2 separate regions of the Homo sapiens genome follow, and region 1 is linked to region 2. A link is an interaction called in ENCODE POLR2A ChIA-PET data of the cell type or tissue named here. Cell type or tissue: GM12878. All regions are shown on one strand.

The links. ChIA-PET counts read pairs that join two places held together with the same protein. Peaks named below come from ENCODE experiments on the same cell type or tissue, not always from the same donor. Only the 100,000 strongest peaks of a DNase experiment are listed, where the experiment ranks them.
Region 1: POLR2A ChIA-PET joins it to region 2 with 5 read pairs; 3 of 35 experiments call an interaction of 5 or more read pairs at or near these places.

What each region holds. Positions count from the first base shown.
Region 1 is chr12:104,532,885-104,536,884 of GRCh38, reverse strand. All of the region lies in intron 1 of CHST11 (carbohydrate sulfotransferase 11), which reads right to left. Among named protein-coding and RNA genes, the nearest start is that of MIR3922, 57 kb to the left of the region's middle. In GM12878, no CTCF peak of the experiment used is centred here; no DNase peak of the experiment used is centred here.
Region 2 is chr12:104,470,752-104,474,751 of GRCh38, reverse strand. All of the region lies in intron 1 of CHST11 (carbohydrate sulfotransferase 11), which reads right to left. Among named protein-coding and RNA genes, the nearest start is that of CHST11, 16 kb to the right of the region's middle. RefSeq lists enhancers at 1,053-1,222, 1,179-1,318. In GM12878, no CTCF peak of the experiment used is centred here; no DNase peak of the experiment used is centred here; H3K4me3 peaks cover 1,766 bases; H3K27ac peaks cover 2,273 bases.

The DNA.
Region 1 (4,000 bases), 62 kb before region 2:
TCAAACATGTTCCAGGCACAGAGAAGCCGGCCTGGAGGAATAGAAAGATGAACTGGACAGGGAGGCTCTTTCAAAGGAACATACAACCACCAGGGGAGATGGGACATAAACATCACTGTCATCACAGTAATAACCACCATCTTCTATCTGCCTCGCTCTGTGCCAAGTGTTTTATAAACATTCTCTTAAAAGCCCTGTGAGGTTGCTGTTGGTATCTCCACTTTATAGAAGAGAAAAGCAAGGCAGAGCAATGAAAAGACAGGCAGAGCCAAGCTGAGCACAGTTCTGATCCGATCCAAAAATCCAGACTCCTCCCGATCAAAGGAAGAGAATGAGACATGCTACCATGGGCTGCTGTGGATGACGTGGAAGAACAATGAAGCAAAGGCATGCAAAATTTACACAAGTACATCATATGGACAAGTGAGGCCTGAGATTCTGCACTGCTAACATCTAACAACTGTGGTGCTGATACTGCTGGTCCTATGACCACACATTGAGTAGGAAGTCTTTACCAAGCAATGATGGGCATCGACTCATGGGCAGTTCTATATGAAGAAGAGGTTGGCCTCATTAGACTTAAATACTGAGTCTATGACATAAACACCAGACTTAAAGTAAATTAAGTGGTCATAGTTTGTCTTGAAAGGGTTTGAGCAAATACTATTTCTCATGAGCTCCAAGGCATCATTTCTCAGCCTTTACGAGCCCTCATCCCGAAGATACTTTCCCAGTCCATCATTTTCACGTCCCTGCCAGGCAAGAAGACTTGTCCTGCTTTGCTGTCTGTATTTTTGTATGGAAAAAACCAGCAAAGTGAATTGATATGTTTTATCAAATTACAGTCTCACCCTCATTTCTAATGCATATCCCCTCTGTATGTTGCTGATGCACCATTGAAAACAGCTGAACTAACAGATGTCCTAGAGGAAAGTAAATGTTATATAATAAAAAGGATTGTTCTTCACAATCCACTGTATATGGGACTCTAGAATGAATCTGCTTTTTATCACATTGAATCCAGAGTTATGATCTCTTTCATATGTCTATGCATAAATACATGTATAAATTAAATCTTCTATACTGCCACAAATGAATACATGATACTGTTTAGGAAATAATGCCCTGGTTTATAACTCCGAGGTTAGCTCTGGTTAAATGAATGTCATCACAAACAAATACTGCAATGTACTTTCCCACCCATTCCGCCCTCCCCTTCTGCTCGGTGTACCCATATGGATTCAATTTTAGCAGACACTGAGCCACCCTGGCAATGGGAGAGGAGAAGATATTTGCAAATACCTCTATTCCACAATGTAAGGTTTATGTTCCTTGAGGTAAGCAACATTCCACATTGCCTGTGGAATGCAGCATGGTCAAAGAGAGTCAGTGTGAGATCTGGCCCTGAGGTCTAAGAACCTCATTGGGATGCACATATTAGAACTCCCAGACATTAAGACCAGATTATTCTAAAACAGTTTGCAGTTAAAACCCAGTGCATGGCAGCCCATGAGGCACTAAGGACAGACACTCCGCTGAAAGGTCCCCAAAACAAGCTACCATCTGAACAGGAAGACAGCGTCAGACCTCAATGTCTCAGACTTGACCTACCATTCCCATTCCTTCCACCCTGAAATCCAGGAGGACGAGGGCATCTCTATGAGAATATCAAGGACGGAGTCCCTACACCATAACTCAGCTCACAGACTCCAAAGGGCAGGTGAGGCCTAGGGAAGGAGGATCAGAAGGCATAAGTACAATCTTTTCAGATTTACAAGTTTTCTTACAACATGAAGAAACAGCTCCACAAGGAGTGATTTTATAACCCCATATGATGTCATCTTCTAGCCAGAATCTTTGCCACAGGGGTTTCACAGAAATATAAATGTGTCAGGCTTTACCATAATTAGCTACTTTTTAAAAAATGTATAATTCACATCTTAAATTGCCTAATGGAGATGGGGTTGGTATAGCTAATCAGAAACTTGGCTTCTGCGAAGAAAGAATAATTGAGCTTCTTAATAAGATGAAATAAAAAGATTTCTAGCCCTTACATTCTGGTGCTTAATAAATCAGTATGCAAATGAAAATAATCAAAACAAAAGCTCCCAAGAAATCAGCCTACACATGCATTATGCTCTTCAGTCTGGCCGTCTGGAGATTAGCAGAGCTTCAAGGCCAGGCACCACTCACACCAGAAACCATGCAGCACCGATACAGGATTACATGATGAATCCTTCCTTCCTGGGAGGAAACATTAAAGAGGACAGTGGCCTCTCCTGCCCTCTCAGTGGGATCAACTGAAATCCATCCACCTGGCAACCTTCAGGTATGTGTTTGTAATGTGATAAGAACGAATTCAAAAGTCACTAAGCAAAAAGTTCATTGAAATCGAAATCACTAAATGGGAACCGTGAGCAGCAAGTGACTAACCGCAACTTGGAAAAATATTGCTGGGAAATTGTCCTTGCTCTATTTGCCCGGTTCTGAGGGAAGAAGGAGGAAGAGGCTAAGTCGTGAGAATTGCTAGAGAAACCACAGACGGTTTCAGGGTCAAGGTCTTCATTTGTGGCCCATATCACACTGTCAAAGAAAATGGAAATGAGGGGTAGAGTCCTTGATATTCATTCTGTCACTCTCCTTCCTTAGTCAAAGCAATATTCTGAACTAAGAAACCAAATTTATCGCTGAAATATGTCATTTTGCTAAATACATTTATTTATTCATAAAACTTTATATCACTATTACACTGACAATGTTGAAGGAAAAAAAGAACTGTTATTTCAACATGAACCTTGCCAAAGGCTTAAGAAAACCACATTTTAGTTTTCCCTTTCTCTATTAAAAAATGCATCTCTACTAACCCAAGATCTCTCTTTCATTATAAGTAACTTTAATTTCATTGAAAGGATTTGGGGATGGGGGTAAATTTTAGTTTCATTCTAAATAAATGCCTTCAATTTCCCAGCCTCGGCCCAATCCAACGGAAATTTTTGTAACGGGACATGAGCTACAGCCAAAAAGACTTATCCAGAAAAGCTGCCTGTCTCTGTCTCTCTGAACATCCATTGGCTGAGGCCATTTCACAGTGCCTTCTTTTCATTGCTTATTGATTGGCACTTGCAACCAGCTCCTACGTTTCCACTGTCCCCGACAAGTGATAATGATCCATGAACCATCTAAGACTCCAAGTGTCTTCTGGGAGCACAGTTTGGAAGAAAATGTGCTCAGAAGAATCATTATCACGCGGAGAATCCTTCCACTCATTTATTTATTGATTTATTTATTCATTTTTTTAGTTGTCAAGTCCAGGTTAAGGGGAGATGGCAGGAAACAAAAGAACCATCAAAATAAGCCTTGAAAAGTCTCCATTTTAGTAATCATCCCTACTTCATACATTTCACCTGGTCATATTTTCAGGCTCAGAGGAAATTAAACTTATAAGTTCTTCCCCAGGTGCTTCACAAAATGCCAGTGTTTTCAGGTTTGATGCCAGCAACCAAGATAAAGCATGGCCAAGTACAAAACCACAAAGGAATCCATGACGCTGGGAACACCTGATCATGTTTACGAGTTCATTACACTTCTTCCTATTCTTTCCAACCCAGGGCTCCCTGGCTTCCTCAAGTCTTGGTCAGGAATCCAAAGGGATGATAATCAAGTATACAACTAACTATAGCATGATGTGATGAGTACAGTCATGGAGGTGGGTTCAAAATACCATGGAAATTTATAAAACAGAGTGATGGAATCTGTTGAGGGTATAGGGGTTTGAGTAATTGGGAGCTCATCAAGAAAAGAGATTTGGAAGCAAGACATGGTGGTGCGTGCCTGTAGCCCCAGCTACTCAGGAGGCTGAGGCAGGAGGTTTGCTTGAGCCCAGGAGTTCAAGACCAGCCTGGGCAACATAGCGAGAACCTATCTCTAAAAGGAAATAAAAAGAAAAAAGATTTGGCAGTGACACACAACAGCACTTAAACAGGGTTGCATGAGAGGGAAG
Region 2 (4,000 bases):
ATGCCCACCCAATGCCCTTTCTACTTTGTTGGAGTTTTATAACAGATCGAACACTCAGCAATGACCTCTGTGTTCCTAATCCATTCCTTGTTTATTTCCCATGAAAATAAAAAAGGAATGTTGCTGTGACTTTCCAATGACAACATCCTGCACATCCCTCAAATCTCATTTGCAGGAAGGCACTTACTATCAGCCCTGGATTTATTTTTAAAAATCTCATTTTGCTTTTACAGGCACAGGAAACAAAGTCAGCATAAGCCTTGAAAGAATTCTCTGCAGAGTCCCAAGAAAGAGCCCTGAGCTGCTCCCCTCCTGAATGCAATGGATTATCCTAAAGTGAGCAAGGCCACTATTCCGAGTTAATATTTTTAAGCACATAATTGTCGTTCGGATGATGGCTCACACTCTCCCAAAGAAAGCTGTTTTATTACAATTAACTAAAAGATTGCCTGTTCAGTTTCTGATCTCAAACCTGCACTTCCATTTTTGAATAGCAAAATTATACAGAAAACCCTATATATAATGAAACCTTCGCTCTTAAAGGATTTCACTAATTCTTCCAATTGCAAAATAATCCCCATTCCAATACCTTTGCATAGGCTTCCAATAATAAGTACTACCTCAATTAGACCTTCCAATCTCTAATCCCTAAATCTTTATAAGTTTGCAAGTGTAAATCCAGAAACCCTTTTAGCTTGCCTGTCCACATGCCCCCTTTAAAACACGCTGCATATCTGTGATTACATTATATTAGTTTCTTTTTCAATTAAGCCTTTGGAAGAGTTCTCCCTGTCGTGGTTGTAGTGGTCGCGGTGGTGGTGGTGGTGGTGGTGGTGATGATGGTGATGTTTTAACGGAAAATAAAGGGGATCAAAGGTGGTGAGATGCCCCTATGAGAAAACCAGCTCTCAATTATTCATCGACAGGCGTCAAGTGCTACAGTCTAGCAGAGAAAATACAGGCAGCCCTCAGCTTTGTACCAAGCACAATGGCCCCCAGAAGTGACTGTGAAAGCCACAGAGAGATGCCTTTTTACATTGTGTATGAGCTCTACAATAGCCCCATGCCCTCTCCCACAGCCCAGGAAGGGGAGCCTAAAAAAAGAGGCAGTCTTTTGATTTAAAGAGGACACAGGGCGGCATCTTTCAGGGGTACAATGCACTCAGACCCCACACACAGTGAACTTGGGTCTCGCTTCCAGGAGGAAGCAGCAGACTTTGTTCTCCATCCTTCACTGCTCATCTCTAGGGCAGCCCAACAGCTGCAGCCTGACCCGGATACACCCATGAGCTCCCACTGAAGCAAGAAACTCTCTTCCCTGCGACTATTTACACACTTTCCCTTTCTCCTGCCACTGCTTCCAGAGCCCTCTGAGGGTGAAGCTAGGGCACCATTAGCAACTGAGAGACTGAAATTTAACCTCCATGGCCTATAATTTTGGCCCGAGCAATGCAAAACAGAGGAGTTTCAAATCCCACTACAGAGTGCCTTTAAGCTCTTTCTTACTTTGCACTTTAGTCGTTCATGAATAATCTTACCTCCCATTAAATGATGATAATAGAAACGATTTCCAAATGGCCCCGAGTTCATTTTGAGAAAGTGAGTTTGAAACTACTGCCTTTCTAATGAAACAAGAGAGTTTAAATTCAGCTTAAATTTCATCATCTGAAAAACAGGAGACACTAAACCTTCTGTGGCTCCCTGGTACCAAGAATAAAACTCAAACTTTAGAGCATTCAGAGCCATCCAGGTTCACCTCTCCACCCCTGGGCTCCCGTATTCCCAGACATCACTCTCCTCACTGCCCCACTCCCTGCTCTGGCAGGCGTCCTCACCTGGAATGTCTTTCCTCTCCCTTCCCAGATTCCGCCAGCAAATTTCTACTCATCCTTCAGAGCCCGGTGCCAACCTCAACTTTCCCTGGAAGGTTTCCTTCCACCACCACCACCACAACCACCACCATCACCACCACCACCAAAATCAATCACCCTCCTCTCCCTTTCCTTCACAGTTTGTCTCTCTTTGTAACAGCAATCGCATCTGGCCCCATAAGACAGTGAAGTATGTGTGTTTACATCCACCCTAATAGAATGAATGTTCCTTGGGCCAGACTTTGCAGCTAAACGTTGGTATTAGAACCATTTGAAACAAAATTTAAGCAATTCCCTAAATCCTTCTGAGTCTCCATTGCCTCATCTGTAGAATGGAGCTAGTAACAGTTGCTCTTGCTACATGGCAGACTGTGTCAAGATCTCAATAGCACAATCAAGCTTCAGATAGCGACTGATTAACTAGAAGACTCTGAAGATACCTTAGAGGCCTGAAATGACTTTAGAGGGGTGTGTGTGTGTGTGTGTGTGTATAAAACTTTGCAGCCAATATCTTGTATTTAACATGTTGAGCCTTAAGATAATCAATATTATTCCCAAAGGGTATAGCTAAAACCCAGGAAAGACAACATCCCCTTAAGAAAATGGAAGGGGCGGGCGCAATGGCTCACGCCTGTACTCCCAGTACTTCAGGAGGCTGAGGCAAGATCCCTTGAGCCCAGGCATTTGAGACCAGCCTGGGCAACATAACTAGACCCTGTCTCTACAAAAAAAAAAAAAAGAAAAAAAAAATCAAAAATTAGCTAAGTGTGATGGTGCACACCTGTAGTCCCAGCTACTTGGGAGGCTGAGGAGAATTCCTTGAGCCCAGGAGGTCAAAGTTGCAGTGAACTATGATCATGCCACTGCATTCCAGCCTGGGTGACAGAGCAAGATTCTGTCACCATAAATTTTTTTTTTAAATTAGGGTGAGGGGAGACCAAAAAAAGCCCTAGTTCAATGTAGAAAAGGTTCTCTAACACTTTAGAGCTACACTATACATTACAGTAGCCCTAGTCACGTATGGCTAGTAAGCATTTGAAATGCAGCTAGCCTGAATTTAGATGTCCTGTAAAAATACACATTGGATTTCTGGAGACTTAGTACCAAAAATATGTAAAATATTGCAGTGAGTTTTAATATTGAGTACCTGTTGCAATATTTCAGGTATTAATCTCACCTGTTTCTTTTCACTTTTTTCAATGTAAAAATGGCTACCGGAAGATTTAGTTCTGTGTGCAGCAGCAGTGTATTTCCACTGGACAGTGTTGCTCTACAGAAGTCTTGTCTCAGACCCTCCCGTTGCAAACCAAATTAGCAGATCCCTTTCTGGGACACATTTAATTACCTTTGTGGTTACAGTGATGCAATTCCTACAACTTTGACAGTTGTTCACTTTTTGGCTGTTCACATTTAGCCATGGTATAAAAGGGGTTGTTCTTGGCTCTCTTAAGTGACAGCTCACCATAGAATCAAAATGAAAATCAAATCAGCATTGAAAATTCCATACCCGCTATCCCAAAAAGGGGGATTTTCTTCTTAGTGACCAATTACCATCAGTGTATTCCTTCTTTTAGCAAATAGTTACTGAGTGACCATTATGTACCAGGCTCTATTGGAGATGTTGGGATATTGTGCTAAACAAGACATGGCCCCTTCCCTGAAGGAGTCAATGTATCAGAATGAGTAATATTAGAGATGTACACACACAAAGTACCACAGGGATGACAGGAAGGACATCTATCCCCTCATTCTGACCAAGAGGGGATGGATGGTAACACAAGAGGTAATACATGAACTAGACTTCGACCCAAGGTCACATCCAAGTTGAAGAAAGACATGAGCGTCATCTAAACACAGATGATACCCCAGGCCCCAAGAGAGGATGAGCTCACCAGGGATAGCGTGTAGGGTAAGAAGAGAAGGGGCTATCATTGAATGTCCCACTTACAGAGTTTACAGCTGAGCTTAAGGCCTTTATGAAATAATTACTTCTTGACCTAATTATCTGAAACCAAGAACATGGAGATGGGCATACTAGTGAGGTGAAGAGTACAGTGTTTGCTGTCAGTTAGACCTGAGCCAGGATCCTGTTCCAGCTTTCCGATTAGGCAGGCTCCTTCACCTCTCTA